5 separate regions of the Homo sapiens genome follow, and regions 1, 2, 4 and 5 are each linked to region 3. Evidence: chromatin loops called from intact Hi-C (ENCODE). Cell type or tissue: PC-9. All regions are shown on one strand. Region 1 has its middle 9.8 kb from the start of PAQR8. Region 2 overlaps EFHC1 (EF-hand domain containing 1). Region 3 overlaps TRAM2 (translocation associated membrane protein 2). Region 4 has its middle 13 kb from the start of TRAM2-AS1. Region 5 overlaps TRAM2 (translocation associated membrane protein 2).

Region 1 (5,000 bases), 150 kb after region 3:
TGGGCGACAGAGTAAGACTCTGTCTTAAAAAGCAAACAAAAAACTGAAGTAAACTGAGTTGCAAGAATTTGACATACTGAAGAAGTATCCTGAATAGTTCAAACTAAAGTAAAATTCTCCTTTGTTCTCCCTCTCAATTAAATTAAAATTCTCTGATTATCCTTCCCACTAGCCTGGGATCCTCCAGCCCTGAGGACATCCAGGAAGAACCCTGGAAGCTACTCTGAGTGTGAAAGCCAGGTTTATCGGGTCTTTCTCCCTAAACGTTCCAGGTAACCTCCAAAAATCATCTGACAGCCTGGGGGTTTTGACAAGAGCCTTCAAATCCTGGCAATGTCAAGGGGAAGTTCCAGCAGGAGGCTTACAAAGCAAGTATTCCCTGCAATAAGGTATGATGACTGAGGACTGACTAAATTAACTAGGGTCTATGCATGATGTGAAATACTGTGCAGTCTTCAAAAATCACATAGACTGTATGGCACAGAGAAATATGCAGTCTGTGGTTCTATGGTTTAGTAAAACAGAGCAGGTTATAGTGCAGTGTGATCCAATTTTTTTTTTCTTTGAGACAGAGTCTCACTCTGTCGCACAGGCTAGAGTGCAGTGGCACGATCTCGGCTCACTGCAGTCTCCACCTCTTGGGTTCAAGCGATTCTCCTGCCTCAGCCTCCTAAGCAGCTAGAATTACGGGAGTGTGCCATGCCTGGCTAATTTTTGTATTTTTAGTAGAAACGGGGTTTCACCATGTTAGCCAGGGTGTTCTTGAACTCATGACCTCAGGTGATCTGCCTGCCTTGACCTCCCATAGTGCTGGGATTACAGGTGTGAGCCACCATGCCCAGCCAAGTGATCCTTTTTTTTTTCAAAGAAGATACGCTGTACATGCACTGCAAAAAAAAAAATAAATAAAGAGAAAGAAGCTGTACATTTATAATGACATTTCCAGGATAACATTTAAAAAATTATTTCCAATATTTTCCAAATATTCTTTATAAAATAAATACATACGTAAATGGCTGTCGCTAATTTCTCGGTATGTACATACAACTCTAATGGGCTATAATTAGCTATAGATTATTATACAACAAAAATACAGTAAAGTTAATTATAGCAATTGTGATGGTGATGTGTGGGGTGCTTTGTGAACATCCTGTGCTTCTGAGCTCATAACAACAACAAATATTTATTCTCTTTTAAATTAGATGTTAAAAGAGGTAACTTGCTACAGGCAACCAAAAACTGTCAGAGTCAGTTCATCATCTGTGGTACAGCAGGTGTGGGTGGCAGGGAGGTCAGTCTTGGCGTGCTCAGACTTCCAGGAACCTGAGATTCATAGGCAATGAGCCCCCTTCTAACGGCCACTAATGGGTACATCTGGTCCTTTGACTAGCAGCATTGGATCTGAGCAGTCTGCCTTCTACCTATGCTTCTCTTTAATGGTGCATTTGACATCTCTTGTCCCCTCTATTAAATCAGGACTGGAAAAGAATTGTGCCAGTGGATGCAATTCTATTGAGATTGAGTCCAGCAAACGCTGCAGCAGGATGAGGCCTGACTGCTTTAAATCTCTCTCTTTTTCTCTTTGGACAAATCCAATTAGCCCTGATCCCTCCACATTTCTGACAAGGGGTCAGCAAATTGTTTAGGTCAGAAGGGAAGTACCTTATTACAATGCCATGAAGACACTAAATAAAATTTAGTCTGGGGACAAAGGGGACACATGGCTATTGCTCAGTATGCAATATTCTATTATTAATTATTTCATCCATTCAGAATATATTTATTGAAAACCACCTAGGTGCTAAAAGCACTTTGCTAAGATCTCAGGACAAAGAAATGAACATGGTGCAATCTTCACTCTCTGATCTAGTGGAGAAAACATATTTAAAGAAATGATGACAATGCAGTGTTACAAGGGCTACAAGAAAGGTACACTAGACACTATGAAAAAAACAGAAGAGGCATTCCTAGCTCTCTAGTTACCAAGCTTTTTAGTGTTGGGAGGGTCAGCAAAAGCTTAGGGTGAGTCATGAAGGCTGAGACTAATAAGCAGACAAGAGGGGAGGAAAGCATTCAGGGCTGAGGAATAGCAGGTGCAAAAGCACAGAGGCACACAGCAGTATGACACTTACAGGAAAAAAATCATGGGTGCAACTCCTGCTTATACCCCTCAGCATGGAAGAGAGAGCTATACAGTCCGTGACCAAATAGTTTGACCGTTAGTCACCTCATCACACACATGGAGTATAAAAGAAAGTAAACACAGTCCTTTACTTTGGGTTCCCATGACATGCTCTGACTCATATAAAATCCTCAGGGGAACAGATATTCAGGAGCAGCTCCTCTTCCTGTTTCACTCAACCTACCAGTTCCTCTAACTAGCACCAAGATTTAGTATCGACTTTCGCAGTGGCTGTGTGGTCAGCACCTTGTGTAAGCAAGGGCAGGAGAGTCATCTCTCCTCTGGGCTCTCTGCTTGCTTTCTCCTTCCCCATTTCTTTGGCCCATTTAAATGTTTGCATTCCCTCCACTCCCAGCTCTGCCCAGTGTCATCGTTGTCCTCCTCCTCCTCCTCCTCATTCTTCTTTCTTCCTCTTCCTCCTCTTGCCCTTCCCTTTCCCCTTCCTTCCCTTCTCTTCTCTCTCTCTCTCTTTTTTTTTGTTTTGTTTAGAGATAGGGTCTCTTTCTGTTGCCCAGGCTGGGGTGCAGTAGCACAATCATAGCTCACTACAGCCTTGAACTCCTGGGCTCAAGCAGTCCTCCTGCCTCAGCCTCCTGAGTAGCTAGGACTACAGGCACATACCAGCACATCTGGTTAACTTTTTGTTCAAATGGGGTCACCATATGTTGCCCTGTCTGGGCTCAAACTCCTGGCCTCAAACAACCCTCTCGCCTCAGCCTCCTAAAGTGCTGGGATTACAAGTGTGAACCACTGCACCTGGCCTCTTCTTATGTTCAGTCTTAGGTACATTTTAAGTCACTCAATTTCATCCACTGCTGCTACTGGACTGGGTCAGGAGCTTCAAATCAAGTAGGTGGGGGGATAGAGCCCATGAACTGGCCTTAGGCTCAAATATCTGAAAAAGATCATCAGGCCTTTCATGTGGTCTAGTTTAGCCACCTGATAACTTATGATATTAAAAGAAAATCTGTCAACTTCTCTGCCTTAGAGAGCATTCTCAGCTTGGTGATGTGCAAACCATGAAGCCTGGGGAAGGTTAAAGAGAAAGAAAATCTATCCTACCAAATGGGAGGAACCATCGCAAGATATGAGACTGGAGAAGTAAGCCGGGCTCACATTTTGAAGGACTTTGCATATCCTGAGAAGGAACTTGAACTACACAATGATTTTCCACCAGAGCTGGGGAAGAAGGATAAACCCCCTTCATGTCCTCAAGCTCTATTGATGTGGACCTCTGCTCTGATGGGAGCAAGTTATAGCCCTCAGGTGCTGGGTTGCTTGCTATTGGAGATAAAAAATTATAAGCAGGGAATTCACACGAAGAGATATTTTGTTTTTGAAAAATCTTGCTGGCAGCAGTGTGGGAGAAGGATCTGAGACTTAGCAAGGCTCCAGGCATGAGACACTGGGACAAGGACACTGGTTAGAAAGCAGTTGTAGGTGCGAGATGCTAAGAGCTTGAAGGAAGGCAAGGTTACTGTGGCTGAAGAGCAAACACCAGATCCAAGAGGTATTCATAATTAAAGGCAAAGTCAGTAGCATTTGGTGGCTAATTATAGGTAGGAAGCTGGATCCTATGCTGTGCATTCATATAGATTTCCGTATTTTCCATGTCGTAGTTTTTTATCTCACTATGTTGGAATTTCTTATTAAAGCCTTCTCCATGACAGCTAAAATCATGTGAATCTTGTTCACGGCTATGCTCCCAGGACAAAGCACACTGCCTGATAGATACAAGTCTTTTAAAAAGTTAGCTAAATGTATAAACAAACAAATAAATGAGATGAAGAATTACCTGCACATAGAAGGCCTAAGTGACTGGTGGTTAGGGAAATTACCAACTAACAGAGGAAGTAGAGGAGGAAAAGGAGATTTGATTCAAAAATTGCAGTTTCATTTTGGTCATGTTTTATTTGAGGTATCTATGGGGTCACCAGGGAAAATACTCAGCTGCAATTGAAGACTGGGGCGAGTTCTGGTCTGGTATGATAGATGAGGAGGTTGTTAGTGGACATTCATAGCACAGGTATAAGTAGGACAAGTACAGGTTGAGAGGGTAAAAAAAGAAGACAAATGACAAAGAAGTTACTTCTTTTTTTTTTTTTTTTGAGACAGAGTCTCGCTCTGTCGACCAGGCTAGAGTGCAGTGGCGCGATCTCGGCTCACTGTAACCTCCGCCTCCCAGGTTCAAACGATTCTCCTGCCTCAGCCCCCCAAGTGGGTGGGACTATAGGCATGTGCAGCCATGCCAGGCTAATTTTTTGTAGTTTTAATAAAGATGGGGTTTCATCGTGTTAGCCAAGATGGTCTCGATCTTCTGACCTTGTGATCCGCCTACCTCGGCCTCCCAAAGTGCTGAGATTACAGGTGTGAGCCACTGCGCCCAGCCCAAATAAGTTATTTCTTTTTTTTTTGAGATAGAGTTTCGCTCTTGTTGCCCAGGCTGGAGTGCAATGGCATGATCTTGGCTCACTGCAGCCTCTGCCTCCTGGGTACAAGTGATTCTCCTGTCTCAGCCACCATGCCCAGCTATTTTTTTTTTTTTTTTTTGGAAACAGAATTTCACTCTTGTTGCCCAGGCTGGAGTGCAATGGCACGATCTTGGCTCACTGCAACCTCCGCCTCCCAGGTTCAAGCGATTCTACCACCTCAGCCTCCCGAGTAGCTGTGATTACAGGCATGTGCCACCACACCCGGCTAATTTTGTATTTTTAGTAGAGATGGAGTTTCCCATGTTGGTCAGGCTGGTCTCGAACTCCTGACCTCAGGTAATCTGCCCGCCTTGGCCTCCCAAAATCCTGGGATTACAGGCATGAGC
Region 2 (5,000 bases), 80 kb after region 3:
TTCAAATGCTGCCATTTCAAGGAAATCAGTAAAAATAAATCCAATGTATTGAAACATGATAGGTGAGAAAAAGGACCCAAGATGAGGCTGGGGAGAGAGCAGGGAGGGCCAGCTCCAGTAGGGCTGTGAGGAACCTGTAGAGTTGGATCTTTATAGATGATAGGGAAGCCATGGAAGTGTTTCAGTCAGTATGTGACATAATCTGATTTTCAAAAAATAAGCCTGGCTGCTCTGTGGAAAATAAATTTATGGTAATAGTGAGGATGAAAATAAGTAAATGAATTAGTTACATATTTTAGAAGCAGAAACAATAGAACTTGCTAATAGATTAGATGTGGATTGTGAGGGGAAAGAAGAATGAAAGATGACTTTCATGTCACAGTGAGGTGAATGGTGGTAATGTTTACTGTATTGGTTAAGAAAGCCTGATGGCATTTTCCCAGAAAAATGACATAATCAGAGCTGAACTCTAGAGAATAAACAAGGCAGCATACCTGTTATAAGCATAAGGACTAGGAATGAGACTAAAACAACAGTTAGGTAGTCATTTGGCTTGTCTGAACTATGATAGTGGCAGAGGAAATGAAAGTGAGAGATATTTGACTTGGCAACTCATTAAGTGTGGAGGATAAAGGAGAGAAAAAGCCAAAGATGGCTCAGGTTTCAAGCTTGGATTACCTAGTGGAACCACACAGGGAAAGCAGATCTATGGGAAAAGGTGAGGGATAGAGATAAGTTAGAGACATACAGAACTTGAGGTACCAACAGTTCATCCAGGTGAAGATATCCCATGGGCCAGGGGGATACAGATCTGGAGTCTCAATGATGTCAGAGTTGGAACTAAATAGTGACATTCTCTACGGTGAGGTGACGGTTGAAATCACGAAAGTGGGTGAGATCTCAAGAAAATTATATAAAGAATGAGATAGAGCCTTGAAAATACTTGTAAGTTAAGAATTGAAAAGAGGAAGGGAGGCTAAAGAATAAGCAACCACATAGAAAGAAGGAGGAAAATGAGAGTCATGGAGGCAAAAGAAGAGCACAGTTTCAAGAAGGGAGGAAGGGTCAACAGTGTCAGATGGCATAAACAAGCCAAAGACAATGCTGGCAAAGTAAACCTCTCTAGATCTGGTAAAAGGACAGCACTGGCTACCTAGGAGAAAGTATTCTGGGGCTGTGGGTAGGGAGAAGTCAGATTGTAAGTGATTTGACAGTCAAGTGAGAAACAAAGTTATCTTGCTTAAAGGCATCACAAGGTATTATAGAAAGAGGACAGGATGATATGACTCTAGCTAGAGAAGCAGTCACTAGAGTGTCTGAAATAGAAATAATATGAAACTTGAAGATGAAAAAGATGAAAGAAGAACATCAGAAATAAAGAGCTGGAAGTCAGTCTGGGAAACACAATATAGTAGGTGATGCTGGAATTATACAGGAGCAAGGGGAAAAGATGAGGGCACTTGGAATAGATGTCCTGGTCTTTATTACCTAAGTAAGAAATGAAGTTATATTCTGTCTATGAGGAACAGTCCTAAGAATTTCCAAAATATAGACAAATATGTTGGCTATTATGTGGACCTCTGGGTATTAGAGGTCCTTCATTTAAAATTAGAACCTTCATTTAATTCAGAGAAACCATAATTCCCTTATTATAAACAAACAAACTTAGTTTCAAAGTCATGCATTTAGCTTCTCTCTACCCCATTATCTATGCTAAGGCTCATTTATCTAGAAATTGTGATGATCCAAGTAAAATGAATTGGAAAATAAAAATAATATTTTTATGTGCACTATCCTTAAAGAAATGAATTATGAATATTAAATAAGTACAAATTAAGTAACAACAATTAGTGTAAAATAACATAGAAAACAAAAAATAGGAAGCCTATTTCCTACTCAAGCGCAATTTCTCCTCTGAATTTTACTAATACTTTCTTACGACATATATCACTTTATCACCTTCTACTTTATAACAGTTACTTACTATTCTTTTCAGTAAAAATTAAACATACCAGGATTCATATCTTGGTAATTATTTAGTGCCTATCCCACTTCTCTCTTGTATTTTCAGCCCTCTCCCTTCTCTGCTGATTTTGCAATGTCTGTCAAAGCCACAAATAAACAAAAGAAACAAGCAAAAGGAAAAGATACATCCAATTATATAAATCATACTGTTTAGTGGATGTTTAGGTTCGGCCTATGAATGCATATGTGAATGTGTCCCTATAAATGAGTTAAGTGGGGAAGAGGAAATGATACAGATTCTAGTTGAGAGACTGAAATTGTTTAAAAATAAGTGACTATCATGTAAATGGCATAGCTCCTCCCCAGCCTCTAGCTTACAACAGGTACTCAATAAAAGTTGGCTGGCTGGATGAAAATGTTATAGACATTTAACAGGAATAATAAAATAAAAATTAAGACAAGAAAAGAAACAGACTAAGAGTAAATTAAGAAAGCTAACTTATCAAAACTGATCAGTACTTCTCAGAACCAGTTACACATAAAGCTCATCTGGAAATTAGAACTGATGAGGGTTGGAATAACGTAACTTTCTTAAAAATCTCGCCAGTGATTCTGCTACATGGTCAGGGCTAGGGCTACTTCACTTTAGTGAAAAGAGGAGGCTCATTGACAAGGAAAAACAAGAATGATGTGGTAATGTCAATAGATGGAAATGAGGAAACTCACATTGCAAAAACATAAAGATAAATGAGAAACAAACAAAAATGTTATACCACCCATTGGTTATGTAATATCAAACATGAAATGTTCCCTGAAAACCAAAAACTTATGGAGACTGCCTTGCAGAAAACTGACAATAGATGGAGTCATTGTTTTCATAATGATATTCTGCATCTCATGAAGATTAGATATGTCACCATTACAGAATACAGTTACCTTTAAAAAGTGGAGAACACACGGCTGATAAACATAGAATATAAATTCAAGAATTCAGAATTATAGCCAACTTTTCTTTAACTGCATTTGGAAAATAGTCTGGTGAAGTCTACAGGGAACTACTTTACTCCCTGTAATCAGCTTCCTGACTAAAGAAAGCCTCTTTTTAGCCTGAGTTCAGCTGTCCATGACTAAGGGTTAAGGCATCTGAACAATTTTCTCCTCAGAGCCCTTTGGAAATTCTGTGGTTTACTGTTTTAACTTTTTTGCAAGCAGTTGGCTCTCAGACCCTAATTCAAGGGGTACCCTAAAATTCCAGATGATACCTTTTTGTCAAAGGCCACATGCGCAGGAATAAAATCCGCAGGTGGGGCTTGTTTAGGTTGGCCATAAGTTAAGACTGGTGCCTTACTGGCCAACTCATCCAGCTCAGCCTGGGACAGCTGGTTGAACTGGAGCCGGTCTCCGCCTATCCCAACTGTTGGACGTCGAACAATTGCATAGCCGTTCCTGTAGCTCAGCGTCTGACTTCTGTGGAAGGCTGTTTTCTGAAGAAGAAAAGAATGTGTCATTAATAACATTAGACAAATATTTGTTAGGTAAAAAAAAAACTAACTTTTAAAAATATAACTTGAATCTTTGCTTATAAGCATCACAAAACTTACATCAAGAAGCTTACCAACATTAAGGCTGGGCATGGTGGCTCGTGCCTATAATCCCAGAACTCTGGGAGGCTGAAGAGGGAGAATCACTTCAGCCCCAGAGTTCGAGACCAGCCTGGGCAACAAGATGCTGTCTCTACAAAAACTAAAAAAAAAAAAAAAAAAAAAAAAAAATTAGCTGGGTGTGGTGGCTTGTGCCTATTATAGTCGGCTGAGGTGGAAGGATCACTTGAGCCTGGGAGGTCCAAGCTGCAATAAGCTATGATTGAACCACTGCACTCCAGCCTGGGCAACAGTGAGACTCTGTCTCAAAAAAACAAAACAAAACAAAAGCTTACCTACATTAAAAGATTCTGTATTTTAAGTTAAAACACTTGAACAAGAACAAGGAGCGAAGTAGCCACCTAAGCTTAAAGTAAAATTTAAAGCTGTGCTCTGTAATGCCCAATTTAACTACCAATTCACCTTGCATGAGAGATTAAAAGAGTATCTCATCTATACTCTTAAGTTTTTCACTAGTCTTCTCATGTTTTTCATCTGATATCTGGGGCCGTAAAAACTGTAGAACCTAGAAGATACGGTTCTGTGAATTTTATTTTTACATGGAATGAATTTATTTTTACCTGTCCCTCTTGTCACAATGACAGTGATACATTCTTACAACTCTTTGGAAAGCAACTGGATGGTATATATTTAAAGTCTTGAACTCAATAATTCTACCCCGACCATTTATTTACGAATATGATTCAGAATTATGAGAAAGAACTATATGCCTGAAGCTGCCCATTACAATGGTAAATGTTGAAGACAATCTAAAAGACAGTCATATGAAGACATGAGTAAATGATCGAAAACTCACTCAATGGATTATGGTGCTGTCATTAAAATATTGATTTTAGAGATCACGTGGCAACCTGGTGAAAATATTTATGATTTAATAAGCCTGAAAAAGCAACATATAAAATTATATGTGTACTGCAATTATAAGCATGGAAATATGTGCATGAAGAGACTGGTTTGGTCCTCTGTATTATACATTTCTAAATTATGTTGATTTTTTACAATGAACACATTTTTATTTAAAAGATTAAATAAAAAAGAGTAGAAAGGCAAATTAGAGGTTATGTTAATGGTTTCCTTTTTCTGTTGTGAGGATACTTTCACAATTACTTATCTATAATATTCAAATATATACATAGATACAATTTAAGATTAATCATAAAAAATATTTTTATGAAAAAAACTTTCTACATCCTAATTGCTTTAGAGCCCAGCCTACCATCTTTCAAGATCTGTACTAACATGAAAGGTACAACAGAATAAACTTCTTTTGCTAAAAGGGTTATAAACTGTATATAACCCATAAAAACAAATGTATGACATTTGTTTTTAAAGGTCATGTATTCAGAGTCACAAGTCAGTTGACAGGGACTGCTC
Region 3 (5,000 bases):
TTTGGTTTATAATGACATGGAGAGTAGGTCTCTCTTGGTTGTTCTAGAGGCAGAAAGAATTGCTATAATATTAGTTCTCGAAGAGCCTCTTTTATGAAAAGAATCCTTTTGATGTTAATAAGCTGTGTCATTGATAATTTGGGCTTTTGCTGAGTGTTATCCATGCAGTAAAAGCACCCCACACTTTCTCTAGGCTGGCACTTACAGAGCTCACTGTGTGTAACTTTCTGCCGAGGTGCCTGGAAATCCCGAGGTGCGTTGGACTAGGTCCTTGCAGCAGGCATCCTGTGTGAATGACTGACTTGGATTAGTAAGACTGAGGCAGGGAAGGAGCTCTCAAACTCTGTCTCCTGTCTCTGGTGGCCTGTAGCAGCGTCAGTTCCCGGATGGGTCTTTGAGGGCTGAAGGCTGTGGGGTGATGCCAGCTCTGCCCTTGTGTTGGATGGTCATGTGTCACATGCATAACGGGTCTAAGAAGCCAGTCTGCACTGTCACCGTAGCAGTGGCGAGGACCGGGGAAGAACGTATAAGCAGGGCCACACAGAAGGAGCACTTGCTGCTTCTGCATGTACCTCGGAGCTGTGAAGACTTGGATAATGGAAAGTCAGACAACAGGAACATTTCATATTCCTATACTCAGAGCTCAGCAAATGTGTTCTGAGTACCTTTTATGTACTTGGTTCCAGCCTAGGTGATGAGTGCAAGGTGCTAAGTACTGTGAAGGGCCTATGCGAGGTTTGCTGTGGGAGCAGGCAAGGGCATCTGACTGAGACAGGACAGCTGAACGGCCAGCGGGTCGGTATTAGGAAAAATGTCTTAAAGGTGTGAGAGCTAAACTGAATCCAAAGGATGGAGCAGAGCCAGCCAGGGAAAGTGGGAGTGGAAAGCAGAGCCCAGCCAGGCACAGGGGACAGCCTGAGCCAAGATGCAATGGCTTCTGCTCCACGCAGCATCTTGGAGGGAATGTAAGTCTAGTCTTCCCCACCCCCAGCCTGAGCCGCCTGGGCCTGATCTTGCTGCTGCTGCAGTACTCAACTGAGTTCCTCTTCCACACGGCTAGACTCTTCTACTTTGCAGATGAAAACAACGAGAAACTGTAAGTGGGTCTGCTGCAGGCTGGCCCGCTTAGAGGCCTGGGCAGGGGTTCCCCCGAGGCCCGGATGGTTGGAGGGTCCCTCCCTGGTTGCACACTGCCCGCTTACCTGCAGGTGGTGCCCTCCCGTTATTTTTTTCTGGAACATCTGATTTTAGATATCTCGTCCCTCAAGCACTTTCCCCAGCCACCCTTGAATCCTCTTCCCACTCGGGGTCTCTTCTGGAGAAGTGGGTGAAGATTCCTTCAAGGGCGCTAAAGACTGACATCCCTCTTCTGCCTCTGTGAGCAGGTTCAGTGCCTGGGCTGCTGTTTTTGGGGTTACCCGCCTCTTCATCCTCACCCTTGCCGTGCTGGCCATTGGCTTTGGACTGGCTCGCATGGAAAACCAGGCATTTGATCCCGAGAAAGGGAACTTCAACACTTTGTTTTGCAGGTGAGTCGAGCAGAAGTCCAAGGTGATAAGCCAGGGAGCCTCCTGAACTTGGCACAGCCCTTGCAGAAGGTCTGGAGGCAGCAGACCCTTTAGTCTCCCACATATTGTTATTTTTTGGAAATCTCTGGATATCAGGCCTGAGGGGAGAAGAGATAGCAGCCTCTGGTTCCATCCAAACCATCTTCATCCCCTAGTCCTGGTTTGCTCAGACTGTAGTCCAAATAGGAATCCCTTACATTTGTCTGGCACTTTGTGGTGCACAGAGGCATCACACCCAGTCTCTCAGTTGATATCATTCTCCTCTTCTTGTGTGTGGGTGCTTTAAAACCATGTGCTTAATGGCTTGGCCAGTGGCCTCCTGTGGCAGTGAGGAAGCCACTATTTTCCGGAGCCCCTAGGCCCAGGAGAGTGATTTGTCCAGGGTTGCTCCACTTTTAAGTGACATGTTAAATGAGAAGCCACTCTTCCAGAAATTCAGTTCATTTGAATGCTACCAATATTTGTGGAGCTTACATTAGTCTTGTTCTGTGCAATGGGCGCAAAACAGACACAGCCATGGACCCCTCCCTCGTCATAGGAGTAGCGTGATTGTAGAGCTGGCCGTACGTCTGTCGCCACTTCCTTCCCGTCTCCCTGGCACATGTGATGTATGCTGGAGCAGAGACTGACTGAAGCACACATTCTTCCTGGTGATAGTGGTGGTATCGAAGAGGGCCAGTGGTGAAGGCGGACGTGATAAGCCATGGGAACTGCAGGGCCCCTGGCCCTTGTTCTCCCCTGCACAACCCAGCCCAAGGCTGTGAGCCCAAGCCCCAGCCTAAGCCCCTAACCCCCTGCTCTGCAGGCTCTGCGTGCTGCTGCTGGTGTGTGCCGCCCAGGCCTGGCTCATGTGGCGCTTCATCCACTCCCAGCTGCGGCACTGGCGGGAATACTGGAATGAGCAGAGTGCAAAGCGGAGAGTCCCAGCCACACCCAGACTACCAGCCAGGCTCATCAAGAGGGAATCTGGTGAGTGCCAGGGCCCTTGGCAGAGAGTGGAGCCAGGGAAGTCTGTCTGGGATGGGTGGGAGGAGCCAAGGCACCTGGCTTCTTGGGCGCTGCCCAGACCAATCCTGCCAGCTTCTCCTTCCTGACTCTTACCTCAGGGCTGGGGCTCCTAGCTCCCTGATTGGCACGTGGCTGGGTGTGGGCCAGGGACAGGCTGTGGGTGGGGCTGGCCCTAACTAGGCTGGGAGCCCTGGCCACCACGGGGCAGGGCAGTGGCTGGGTGGGGAACTCTGGCAGGAAGCGTGTCCTCAGGGTGGCTTCTGGACCCCAGCCAAGTGCTGCTACTGCCGCCGCCGCCCATTCTCAGTGCCGGACGGCGGCCTCTGTCCTCACCTGCCCTTTTGCTCCACATCTTAGCCTGCCCCTGCCTCCCAGCTTGCTGGCTCCTCCTCTGTCTCCAAGAATGACTCACAGTGACATAGTGCTAGGTGGGGGGTAGGGGTGGGACACTTATCCTTTGGCCCGTGCACGCACTCCAGTCATCACCCACCTTCAGCAGGTCCTCAGGCCCTGCCAGCCCTGCACGTTCTGCCCAGCCTGGGGGCCTGTCTGCACTGGGCGCTGCTTTCTGACTCACCTGCTTTTCTCTAGGTGGCCACCTGCTTGGCAAAGGCTTATGTGTGTTTGAACCAGACACGCGCGCAGCTGGGTGTGTCACAGAGTCAGGCCTGGCTGGCGGGGGAGGTATGGGGCATAAGACTGCAGCCAGTACCTCTGAATTTGAGCAAGCGCACGGAGGTATTTTGAACAATAGAGCACAATTTTTCTGCCAGAGGAGTGTCAGGCATCCTGCTTGAGGCCTTGTTCCTACAGCCTCTTGTCCCCCTCCCTTCTGTGGCCACTGCTCCTGGGAGTTCTTGCTGAACTGGAAGTGGGCTGATGCCTTGCAGGGGCCTGAGAAGAACTGAGGACAGTGAGCAGTGACAGCATCTAAGTGATTTCGGCGAGTATCTAGCCCCAGCCTCAGGCTTGGGCAGGCTGGCCTCTGTTGTTGCTGAGTTACTGTGTGTCATCCCAGGCCCCTCCTGCTAAAGTGCAGTCAGAGACCAAGCCTCTCAAACAGGGCCACTAGTCCAGGGCCCTGGGGAAGACAGGACCCTCCTGGGAGCCGTCTGCTGGCTTGCATTTGCTGTGCAAGGCTGCAGCCTGGCGCCCCTTTGGTGCATCCATGTATAGCAGCTGGGCTGCCCGGGCCCCTTCCTTGGCCTGGCCCCACCCTCCCCTCTTCTGCCTTAGCTCCAGCAGAAACACCATGTATGCTTGTCTCTCTCCACTTCCCAGGTTACCATGAAAATGGAGTGGTGAAGGCAGAGAACGGAACCTCCCCACGGACTAAGAAACTCAAGTCTCCCTAAGGCCAAAGTGCTAAGAACAGGAATCCTCTTGGTGGGGGCCGAGCAGGGGGCAAGGAGCCCAGGCCCCCTCCCTGCCTCCTCCTTCCTGCCTGTGATGCTCCGTCTCAAACAGCCGAAACCTGTCTTGCAATGGGGGGAGGGGGCGTTTCGCTTTCCTTCTTCTTGGCTTCCTCTTATTCTTCCACAAACCATTCTCAATAAAGCCAAAAATCTTTCTCTTTCTCCCCCTCAGGCCACCTCCTGTCCTCACTCCTGTCCTGTGCTGGCTTTTCTGGAACGCCAGGCGCCCATGGCTGGCACCTTTCTGCTTGCTCTGTCTCTTGCCTTATGGCTGCTGCTTTTCCTTTTTACTTCCTATTTTCACCTTATCTTGCAATTTTTCTGTCTGATTTTTACAATGGGAGGGGAGCTAAGATTGCAGTCCTGTCCTTCGGTCCCCCAGGGCCTGCCGGTCAGAAGCCTGGGGCTGGTAGGCCCTTGGTGGTCCTCATGTGGATGGGCAAGAAGAGAGCGGCCATCTCGGATCATAATCTCCTTGGTGCTGATTAACTGACGAGATATATGATTCCAGTTCTGCATGTACCATCTTGAGGCACAGCAGCCACTGCTCGTTGTAAATGCCAAGGCATTTGGCTTTGGGACGTGACAACTCAATCCAGAAGGATGGTGTGAACTCGGTTGGGTCCCGTGACTCGAGCTCCTACCAGTGGCTGGCCGCGGATTGGAAGCCAGCCTGCTGTCGCTCTGTGGGGGGGGACACGTCTTCCCACTGCTTAGAGCGAGAGCAGAGCAAACTGCGCAGCAGGCACCTCCAGAAAGGTAATGGTGGCAGAACCCACAGTGGAGTCGACCTAGGCCTTTCTCCAGCAGTCCCAGTCGCCATTGCTTTTTCAGCCATTCACAAGCATTCAAAACCAAACCAAACAGCAGTTCATATACCTGCCTGAGATAGGCTGGTCCTCACCTCCAGAGCCAGCCAGCCCCGTCAGGGGCCAAACTTACTACCTTGACTTCATCTCTAGCTGCAGAAACACTAAGTCTCAAGGGCTTCAGCCCCATGCTGGTCCCT
Region 4 (5,000 bases), 86 kb before region 3:
AAATTCTAGTCCCCTGGAACCTGTGACTATGTTACCTTACATGGCAAAAGGGACTTTGCAGATATGATTAAGGGCATGAATCTTGAGATGGGGAGGCTATGCTGGATTACCAGTGCGCCCCATCTAATCACATTAGCCCAGGGGAGTAAGGGAGATGGCAGCGTGGGAAGTATTTGGGGATGAGATGTAGGAGGTGATGTATAAGAACAGGAGAGAGATCCCTTAAATATGTATAAATATAATGTAGCAATAAAAACAAACAAGTGCCACCTGTAACTACTGCTAATAGGAATGTGCACTCAGGGCAACTTGAATGTATGCCCTCAGGTGGCTATCCTCAAGCTTTAGCCTAAAAAAAACTCTATACTTAATCATTAAAAAAAAAACAAAAAAACCACAAAAAACAAAAAAAAAAGAGAGGCTGCTAGAAGCTAATAGAGACCCCCAGATAACAGATAGCAAGGAAACAGGGACCCCAGTCCTGCAGCTGCAAGGAACTAAAATCAGCCAACACCTGATACAGCAAGGAAACAGATTCTACCCTCAAGCCTCCAGAAAGGAACACAGCCCTGTGGACACCTTGATTTTAGCCCAGTGAGACATGAACCAGACTTCTGGCCTATATCACTGTAAGAAAATAAATGTGTGTGGTTTTGAGCTAAAGTTGTAGTAATTTGTTACAACAGCAACAGAAAACTAGTACACATACCCTCCCCTAAAGTAGCCTGGGGTAACCATGCTTGGCTCACCCTGATTAGGGAATGTCTCCTGGGAATGGGCAACAGGCCATGTTCCCTGAGTGTGCTGTCAAGTATCCATAAAATAAGGAATGAGATGAGTGGAGAACAAACAGGTAAGGAGCACGGTAGTAGGCCTGGGGTTCAGCAGGTAAGCTCCAGGATACACAAGCCAGTTGTTTTCAGTCATCTTCTCTTCTAATTGGTATGGTAATTCTTTTTTTTTTTTTTTCTTTTGAGACGGAGCCTTGCTCTATCACCCAGGCTGGAGTACAGTGGCACAATTTCAGCTCACAGCAACCTCTGCCTCCCAGGTTCAAGCGAGTCTCCTGCTTCAGCCTCCTGAGTAGCTGGGAATACAGGCACCTGCCACAATGCCTGGCTAATTTTTGTATTTTCAGTAGAGACAGGGTTTCACAACAATGGCCAGGCTCGTCTCAAACTCATGACCTCAATGTTCTGCCCGCCTCAGCCTCTCAAAGTGTTGGGATTACAGGTATGAGCCAATGCACCTGGCCTGGTATGGTCATTAAACACTTTGAATATCACCCTTGGTTATATCTAGGGAGCTATATAGGTTCCCAGATATCACCCCATTACACTAGGACCCAGTCCTAACTGGGAAAACAAACTCAGAGTATGGGCACACAGGTTCCCGGCTTCTGGCAGAGCTGCTAGAGCTCAAATCTGGAGAATGCTACTTCCAGTATTTCAGCAAATCCAAGAGGCCTTCAGTCACGATGCACCATTATTTTACAAACCACTAAGAAAGAAAAAGTGCCACAAAACAATGACATGTCATTGATTGTAACATCAATGTTAAATGAGTAAGAGGTTAATATGAGAAAAAGTGTGCATCTTAGAATCAACCAAATATGATGATACAAAATTTTCACAAATGGTAAGGGTTAACCCTTGATGTGCTGCTGGCTCAGTCAAAATTGGTCGGGGAATTGGGGGAATGTATACTCATGGGTGTCTAGCTAGGGAAGGCAGAGGCCAAGGTGGGAAGGCGAGAGTGTTGCTCCTGGAGTTCCTTGAAGCCAAGCTAAGGGATGTGAACTTCCTCTAGCAGGCAGTCACTGAAGGTTTCCTGGCATGACAGTATGATGCTGGTGTCTCTGATCATATGTTCCCCTGGCATCTGAAACATCTGAAACAGTATTTATGACTCCATCTCATATCAAAGCATAAACAGTCACTCCCCTCTTGCCCAAGACAGTTGGAATGGAGCAGTTGTTGAGGTCATCTTTGACTAGCACTGGTCAGTGCATTTACCCCGGTTACAAGTGAGGACACACTCAAAAGACAGCTTTATTTTAGTAAGGAGCTCAGGTTTACTCATCCTGATGTGCAGGGCACATGCGTCCTCTGCGTCCTCAAGTGATGGACAAGCCCTCTTTGCGCCCTCCCCAAGACTTTGCCCTGGGGTCCCCAGAGGCAGCAGGGATTACACCAAAGGCTTACTCTGGACAGAGGAAAAGGTTGCACAGAGCCTTTAGGTGTCACCAAAGATCAATGTTGCCTCCTATTTCTTCTCTTTGCCTAGGACTGACCCTGAGTCCAGAAAATTTGAAGAGCTTTCTGAATACTTTTATCATTAGGAAAAAAAATGACAGCATCACCATATGGAAAAGGCCCTAAGAAATCACCTCAAATCCCACAGTTTTTCTGATTAGAAAACAGAAACTTGGGAAATGAATGTGTCTGACCTGAGGTAACCTACCTAGAAACAGCAGAGCTGGGCAGGGATCCAGGTTTCCTGCCATCCCCAGGGCATGCCAGGAAAGGCAGCCGGATGAGTGCACAAAGCCCCTCCCCAGGCATGCTAGGGGTCTGTCTTTTGCAAACTCAGGGCCTTGAAAAAGTCACTTAACATCTTTCTTTTTCCTTTTATTTATTTATTTATTTTTGAGACAGAGTCTCATTCTTGTTGCCTAGGCTGGAGTGCAGTGGCACAATCTCAGCTCACTGCAACCTCTGCCTCCCAGGTTAAGGCGAGAGTGTTGGTCAAGTGATTCTCCTGCCTCAGCCTCCCGAGTAGCTGAGATTACAGGCACCCACAACCATGCCTGGCTGATTTTTGTATTTTTGGTAGAGACGGGGTTTCACCATGTTGGCCAGGCTGGTCTTGAACTACTGACCTCAGGTGATCCACCCACCTTGGCCTCCCAAAGTGCTAGAATTACAGGCGTGAGCCACCTTGCCGGGCCTTTTGTTTTGTTTTGTTTTTTGAGACAGAGTCTTGCTCTGTTGCCCAGGCTGGAGTGCAGTGGTGCAATCTTGGCTCACTGCAACGTCTGCCTCCCAGGTTCAAGCGATTCTTGTGCCTCAACCTTTGGAGTAGCTGGGTTTACACCACACCCGGCTAATTTTTGTGTTTTTAATAATGACGGGATTTCACCATGTTGGCCAGGCTGGTCTTGAACTCCTGACTTCAAGTGATCTGCCCATCTCCCAAAGAGCTGGGATTACAGGCATGAGCCACAGCACCCGGCCTTCCATTCTCTCGACTACAAAATGAGGCTAGTAATAATACCTACTGCAGAGCCTTGTTGGAAAGATTAAGGCTTAGCCCTTAGACCTGCCAGGGAGTAATTGTCCCTACAGAGTCATCATATTGCTGTTACTGTTTTATGCAATCCCAGGCTGCCTCCATCACCTCGCTCCTGCTATCAAGATGAAGGTCTGCACTTTGAGACTTAGGGGCAGAGGAATCTATGGAATTTGCTCCCTTTGCTAATCTGGCAAAGTCAACAAATCATGTCTGTTCAACCCGAGAGGAGCCTCTGGAGATGTTAGGTCACGGCATGGAGCAGTTTCAAGTGAGAGGCATAGAGTGCAGGATGGAGGGAGAGTCAACAGCACAGCAGGGGAAAGGAATAGGCTTTCTGAGGGCTTGGGGAGGCCAGTTGAGTGTGGAAAGGAAGGGAAAGGGGTGCATGAGCTATGAGGGGGCCTGGGTGAGGGCACTTGGCACGGGAGCAGAGTGTAGAAGGCCAGGAAGGGGGACTGTGATGTGGGCATTTATGGCTAGAAAAAAAGGGGACTCAGTGCCTATGAAAAGAATCATTTTCTGTGGAGCTCAGGAAGGGCCTCTCACAGGAGATTTCCTACATGGGGCTCCAGGCCTTGGCTGTCTTCCCAGGGAAAGGTGGTGTTTGCCATGGGGAACTTGCACACTGCATGGCTTAATTCACACAGAAATGTTGCCCACTCCTGTCTCTGGCACTGCTAGTCTCCCTGAGCCTTGTTCAGCTGGGAACAAACATGCTCTTTCCTTGAACCACACTCTTCAAATGTCTCAATGCAAGACACTGAGGTCAGGGCAGAAGTGGAATAGCGGGGCATGGTAGGTACGAATAATGTTGGAGTAAGGGGAAGTGAGAGCCATGAGGGAACTATTTCAAAGAAATGGGCCCTCGGCACTGGGCTTTGGTGTGGCCCTGGGATTGCTGGCCAGCCCCAGTCCACTGGTCATGCAGACATGGCTATTCAGCAAAGCTGGACATAGTCCAAGGCAAGGCCCCCTTGGAGAGAAGAATTTCAAAATTAAAAACAAAACCAAAAGAAAGCACAATCAACTCCCGCTCCTCTTTTTCCCACCCCTAGTCAAATAGTACAGTCTACACTGTTGAAAAATCACATCTCAGGAACAGCACACACTTTCTGACAGCATCTGCCAAGATTTCCGATGAGGCTGATAGAAACGTGTTCCATTGTCATGTTGGATAATGAGTAGACGGGAGTCCTTGCACATCTGTTCAGGCAAGATAATGGTAATATTATTACTAGAGGCATTGTGCTGCAAATACAATCTATTTTTTGTCTCTCCTACCCCCTGCTCATATCCCTCTCTTTCCTCTCTTCTCTTCTTACTGTTGTGTGTCTCCCTTCTCATGTTTTCTTTCTCGCTCTCACCTTTCCTCTTCTCTTTTTACTTCTGTCCTCACCTAGGTGTCCTGCTCAGCTTGCAGAAACCCATGGGACAAAGTGAGGAATTCCCTTCAAATCAGGAGCACGGCTGCCAAGAAGGCACTATGGGCAGGGGTTGGCTGCTGAGATCATGAGAGAGGGGAGTCTTTGGGTCCTTCCTTGCAGGCTTGGTGATTCCTACTGTAAAGGACCCTCTCCTATTTGTCAGCAAAAGTCCTTCAGCCCAGTCAGAGAAACCACCAGACCTGCCCCATGCCCAACATCATCAGCAAAGAATCAAGGAGACAGTAATGTGACCAGCTAATTCCTGACAAAGGGACAACAGAT
Region 5 (5,000 bases), 63 kb before region 3:
TTTAAGATCTTAGAGGGAAACCTAAGAAGTCTTCTACTGTGTTTACAGAAAAACAAAATAAGACCCTCATTGGCTGGGAGATTTGCCCAGGATAGTAGAGTGAATTTTTGGCAAAACGGGGGCTAGAATCCAAGTCTTCTGACTCATCTCTGGTGGTCTTCTACAGCTCTGCCCACTGGAATTCTAGTGAATTTGAATTCCAATATTTGAATGCCAATATTTGTGTAGAAGTCTTGAAATTGAGTGCTTTGCTCATTTATTTGGCAGCTTTTTATTGAGTGCTTAAGTGCCTGTTCTGGGCCTGTGCTGAGCTCTGGGAATGCAGAGATGAATAGGTGGGGTCCCTCTTCTCAAAGAGGTCTTAGTATGGTAGCTTAAAGCTGATAGATTATTTGTGGATAGGAGTCAGGTCTTAAACTTGATGTGAGTGGCAGGTGTGTCCTCAAACTATTGGGCCTCAACCTCGAGCCATTGCTGTTGATGGAAAGGGTGGTTTATTAAATTAAGAACTAATGCCCTGGGTGTAGTGTGGTTAGTATTCAAGCAGAAGAGTGGTGGTCACTTTTAGATACCTTGTGAGGCACAGTTTGTACCCTTATACATACGTTATTGCATAAAGGCAGTCTGTTTGGGCTGCTATGACAAAAATGCCATAGATTTGGTGGTTTAAACAACCTGCATTTCTTTCTTTTTTTTTTTTTTTTTTTAAATGGAGTCTTGCTTTGTCGCCCAGGCTGGAGTACAGTGGTGCAATCTTGGCTTGCTGCAACCTCCACTTCCCGGGTTCAAGCGATTCTCCCACTTCAGCCTCCCAAGTGGCTGGGACTACAGGTGCCTGCCACTATGCCTAATTTTTGTATTTTTGTGGAGATGGGGTTTCACTATTTTGGCCAGGCTGGTCTCGAACTCCTGACCTCAGGTGATCTGCCTGCCTTGGCCTCCCAAAGTGTTGGGATTACAGGCATGAGCCACCGTGCCTGGCCCTGCATTTATTTCTCATAGTTCTGAAGATCAAGGTGCTGGCCTGTATTGATTGAAACCCTGGCTGGAGTTAGGAGAACTCTTCCATATGGTTTCTTAAGACTTTAAACATCAAACCCAAACATGATCTCTAATGTCTTTTTTGGGTTGGTGGAGCTGATGATTGTACCTCTGGTGGGAAGGACAGAGCTGTCTGAGCCTCAGTTGCCCTGCCTTTGAAATGGAAAGAGGACTTCTTAATAAAGCCCCTGAATTTTGCAGGGACAGAGTATTGTTAGTTTAATCAGTTTGTTCCTTCATCTTTATTATATAAGTGTAGATATTCTGTCTTAGAGGGTATTTAATTTTTCTTTTTATAGAGACTTTTAAAAAGAGGCTGTTGAGGGGCCCAGCACTGTTATGAAGACGTCTGTGGCTATTGGAGAGGGAGAAGGACGTACCTACCTCAAGACAAAGGATAGAGACAGAATTTACATAATTATTTATCAGCTCCTTTCATGAAGGTTAAGAGCAGTCTGGGAGCTCCTGACCTGGAGGAGCAATCCCAGGATGAACAGGCTTTCCCTCCAGCAATTCCTGGAGTCCTGCAGGAAATCACAGGGCGAGCCTCACAATGCCTGGTTTCCGGCTGAGAAGAATTCCTCAGAACTTAGAGCAGAATTGGAACTTTTCAGACCCATGGTTTTGGAGTTGAGACTGTGTTTTTAGTTTGTAGTCCAACTTTGTACTTGATCAACTTGTGACCTCAACAGGCAAGGAATAACTTGTTTGTATGGATTTTGTGACTGGAGGAGGAATGTTGAAGTAGAAAGGAACAGGTGGTAGTTGATTTTTTAAAAGAATAGCAGGGTTCTGGTTTGGTTATGATGGCTGGAACGTGTGCCCTTCTTTCAGGGTTCTTGAGGAATGAATTATGGCTGGTGCCAATGGAGGGCCTGCAGCAGGGAAGCGTGCAGTGAAAGGGGCGAGGACAGGGGCCTGGATTCTTCCATTAAATAGCCTTGTGGCCCATGCAAGGCCCTTCACCTCTCTGGGGCTCACCTGCTTCATGGATGTGTCAAATGTCCGGCGGCCTGGTTGTGCCTTCTTAACATGGACATGTAGAACAGGACTGGAAAATGTGTATAAAACTCAAATTGCGAGTCAGAAATTGGGAGGAGAAGGAGAGAGGCACCTTTCCCCAATCCTATAGATTTAGGAGTAGTAGCTAGGCAAACATTGTGCTCCATTAGGTTAGTGGGCTCACTTCTAATCTTGGTTTCATTTATTATTTGAGTTGAAACCAGATTCTAGCACAAATTTGGGGTTGGCATGAAATATGTCTTAGCAGAACCCATGGTGGAGAAGGAGAAAATCTGTATATTGGAAAGGAATCTGGGTTTGGCTTTGAGACTTTAAGATTGCCATCCATAATGAACAATGTTGAAGTTTCAAAACTAAATCTGTGGCAATATGGAGAATTTGGCTATCCAGACTGATTCATCCGCAGAAATTTCTGGAAAGCTACAGTTTTATAGCGCTGAAGTAAAAAGCAAAGTTGGTCTGCTGCATAGTACATTTTATTACCCAAGAAATGTAAAAGAAACATTTCTGTCATTCTTTGCCCAGCCTGGGAAATATCTACATTCAACACTATTCAACCATTTGGCCATTGAGTTTTATTTTATTTATAATCATTCAGCACATACACCTACTCTGTACAAAACGCTGAAATTGAAATTCAAGCCAGCTAACATATTTGTTGATACAACTCTCTCTACTGTGCTCATTTTTGGAGCTTCAGAAAGAAGAGAATGTGACACTTCTCAGCTACTCTTCCCTGCATTTCCTGGGTCCAGATAACTTCAGGCATGACAACTATGGCCTCGCCAGATTTTCACTGACCACTTACCACGCCTTTAGCCTGCAGCTGTGTCATAGCTAAGTGTAACTTGACCAATGTTGTTGGTTTCTCAGCCCTACCAGTTGGGTTGCTGCTCACATGGCCTAAGGGACGTGAGTCTGAACTGAGCTGGTTTTGACCTCTTGCCCCTTGTTCTGCAAATGTTGATTAAGCAGTGCTTTTGTGTGAACCATCATTCTAGATGCTGGGAACACAGAGAAAAAGGACACATTGCTTAATCACAAGGAATTTACCATCTCATAAGGGAGATAGATAAAAGGAGGCAAGTACAGTCACTTGATGATGACTACCCCAGTTGAGCTGCCATATGGGTCTTCTGGTCTAGCACACACAGTGGTGCTCACTCAGTAAGTGTAGTGTACTAGAGGGGATGCTTTGGGAACATGGAGGGGGGTCTCCTAGCTCAGAATAGGGATAGATGGATGCTAGATAAGGCCAGAGAAAGAAGGAGATATGGGAGGGCAATAGAATAGTCCGTCCTTTGTAGACAGATGAGCTGGTGTGAAGCATTGGACACTCAGCACACTGGTGTCATAGGATGCTCTGGAGGTGGGATGCAGTGGGGACAAGGGTGGAGGTGGGGCCAGATCACCCAGGGCCCCTTAGGTCCTGCCGTGGAGTTGAGACTGTCCTGGAGGTAATGGGAGCCTTTAAAGACTGTTAGGAAAGACAGCAGTGTGATGAGGTTGCTCTGGAGACTACTAGAGTGGTTTAGGGGATGAGATGAGAGATTAGAGACAGGAAGTCTGGTTAGGAGGCTGGGGCACTGGTCCAGGTTAGGACTTCCACCTGGGGAAATTTCAGTCTCAACCCCCAACCAGGAAGCAAGCCCCCAAAGCAGCTGAACTGTCTCTGGTGTTGATTCAGAGACTTCAGAAACTGCAAGGCCATTCTCAGCTCTCTTTCTCATATGTTTCATGTGACACAGGCAAGCAGCAGGACAGTGGTGGGGCGGGCAAGGACAGTGAAAGTTGGGAGAGAGAAAGGGCTTTTCTCTAGACCTTCTTATAACCCTGACGTGTGCAGTGATGCCAGTGGTGCTCCTGAACGTGCATATCATTCCGTTTCACCTTCTTGCATTGCCTTCGTATGGCTTTATCACTGAAGTGTCCTATGGACTTATTATAATAAAAAGGTATTTGTTTGCATCTCATGTAACTTCTAATTTCTTAAAAGGTAGGGACCCAGTCAGTTAGAACATCTTTTCCCTCTATCTTTTGTTTTGTTAGCTAAATAAGCCATAATGATGCTTGCATGCAAATACCGTGGACTTACCTAAGGAAACTGGTTTTGTTCCAGTGTTCAGTGGAGGCACAGAGGGTGGGAACTTCCTTTGTGGAGGCTTTTCCAGAGATAGTGGAGGTTGGGAGGGACGTGGCGTGTTCAGTGGACAGAAGAAGTAGGCACAGCCTGTATGTAACATTTATTCAGAAAAGTTACTTAGCACTCGCTATGTACTGAGATCTACCTATAGTTTGCACCTGGAAGTTCCTGATGAAGGTGTCAGTAAGTAATTTTTTGAAGTGCATGTGATAACATGAAGAGGACTGGTGGATCCATTGTGTGCTGTTCATCTCTAAACTTTTGCCAGACCCCCTAGAAATAGATGCAGTGAGATTTTCCCTTTGTCTGATTTCTAGCAGATTAGTTTAGTATCTAGGGGTCTTCTTACCAAGGCCTGTTGGTGACACCACAATTGTATTAGCTCCCATACCACCATCCCCATGCATGACTGTAGTTTGCATGGTCTCTAGGAGAGGGAAATTCAACAAGTGTTTATACCGGAACCGAAGCCCGCAGCCGTCACTTGCCCTCCCCTGCCTTGCCCCCAGTGTCTGTTCACTGAGTCCAGTGGTTTTACCTCCTGAATTGCCCCCAGGTCTCCTCTCGCCCTAATGATCTTTTGTTTTAGCTTGGGCATTTGATATTCCTCACCTAAATGGCCATGGTTGGTCCTAACTTGGACCCCACACTCTCATCTTTTCTGATCCTTTCTCCTCATAGCTGTCACAGATTGTCTTCAAACACAGAGCTGAACATGGGTCTCCCTACTTAGACTCCTTCCAAGATGCCCGCCTAAAGGCTGAGCAATTAGCTTGGCTTCAAAGCTTCCCCA

Evidence for each region. A loop is a pair of places that touch in the nucleus more often than their neighbours do. Peaks named below come from ENCODE experiments on the same cell type or tissue, not always from the same donor. Only the 100,000 strongest peaks of a DNase experiment are listed, where the experiment ranks them.
Region 1: it touches region 3 in a loop (13-fold over the local background); 2 of 110 quality-filtered maps call a loop at or near these places.
Region 2: it touches region 3 in a loop (4-fold over the local background); 70 of 110 quality-filtered maps call a loop at or near these places.
Region 4: a loop joins it to region 3, with 11 times the contacts of the local background. A loop is called at or near these places in 24 of 110 quality-filtered maps.
Region 5: it touches region 3 in a loop (6-fold over the local background); 78 of 110 quality-filtered maps call a loop at or near these places.

The regions. Positions count from the first base shown.
Region 1 is chr6:52,349,866-52,354,865 of GRCh38, reverse strand. No RefSeq gene overlaps it. Among named protein-coding and RNA genes, the nearest start is that of PAQR8, 9.8 kb to the left of the region's middle. RefSeq lists enhancers at 2,126-2,175, 2,090-2,589. In PC-9, no CTCF peak of the experiment used is centred here; a DNase peak (open chromatin) is centred at 2,265; H3K4me3 peaks cover 587 bases; H3K27ac peaks cover 3,727 bases.
Region 2 is chr6:52,422,395-52,427,394 of GRCh38, reverse strand. EFHC1 (EF-hand domain containing 1) reads right to left here. Exons shown (of 11, transcript NM_018100.4): 2 at 3,228-3,449. Among named protein-coding and RNA genes, the nearest start is that of EFHC1, 4.6 kb to the right of the region's middle. In PC-9, no CTCF peak of the experiment used is centred here; a DNase peak (open chromatin) is centred at 3,104; H3K27ac peaks cover 1,577 bases.
Region 3 is chr6:52,502,128-52,507,127 of GRCh38, reverse strand. TRAM2 (translocation associated membrane protein 2) reads left to right here. Exons shown (of 11, transcript NM_012288.4): 8 at 992-1,096; 9 at 1,386-1,529; 10 at 2,374-2,537; 11 at 3,858-5,000. The coding sequence ends at 3,931. Among named protein-coding and RNA genes, the nearest start is that of TRAM2, 72 kb to the left of the region's middle. RefSeq lists an enhancer at 2,163-3,362. In PC-9, no CTCF peak of the experiment used is centred here; DNase peaks (open chromatin) are centred at 2,707 and 2,947; H3K4me3 peaks cover 413 bases; H3K27ac peaks cover 1,622 bases.
Region 4 is chr6:52,587,749-52,592,748 of GRCh38, reverse strand. No RefSeq gene overlaps it. Among named protein-coding and RNA genes, the nearest start is that of TRAM2-AS1, 13 kb to the right of the region's middle. RefSeq lists a cis regulatory region at 3,485-3,496 and an enhancer at 3,419-3,563. In PC-9, no CTCF peak of the experiment used is centred here; no DNase peak of the experiment used is centred here.
Region 5 is chr6:52,565,096-52,570,095 of GRCh38, reverse strand. All of the region lies in intron 1 of TRAM2 (translocation associated membrane protein 2), which reads left to right. Among named protein-coding and RNA genes, the nearest start is that of TRAM2, 9.5 kb to the left of the region's middle. In PC-9, no CTCF peak of the experiment used is centred here; a DNase peak (open chromatin) is centred at 2,985; H3K27ac peaks cover 2,355 bases.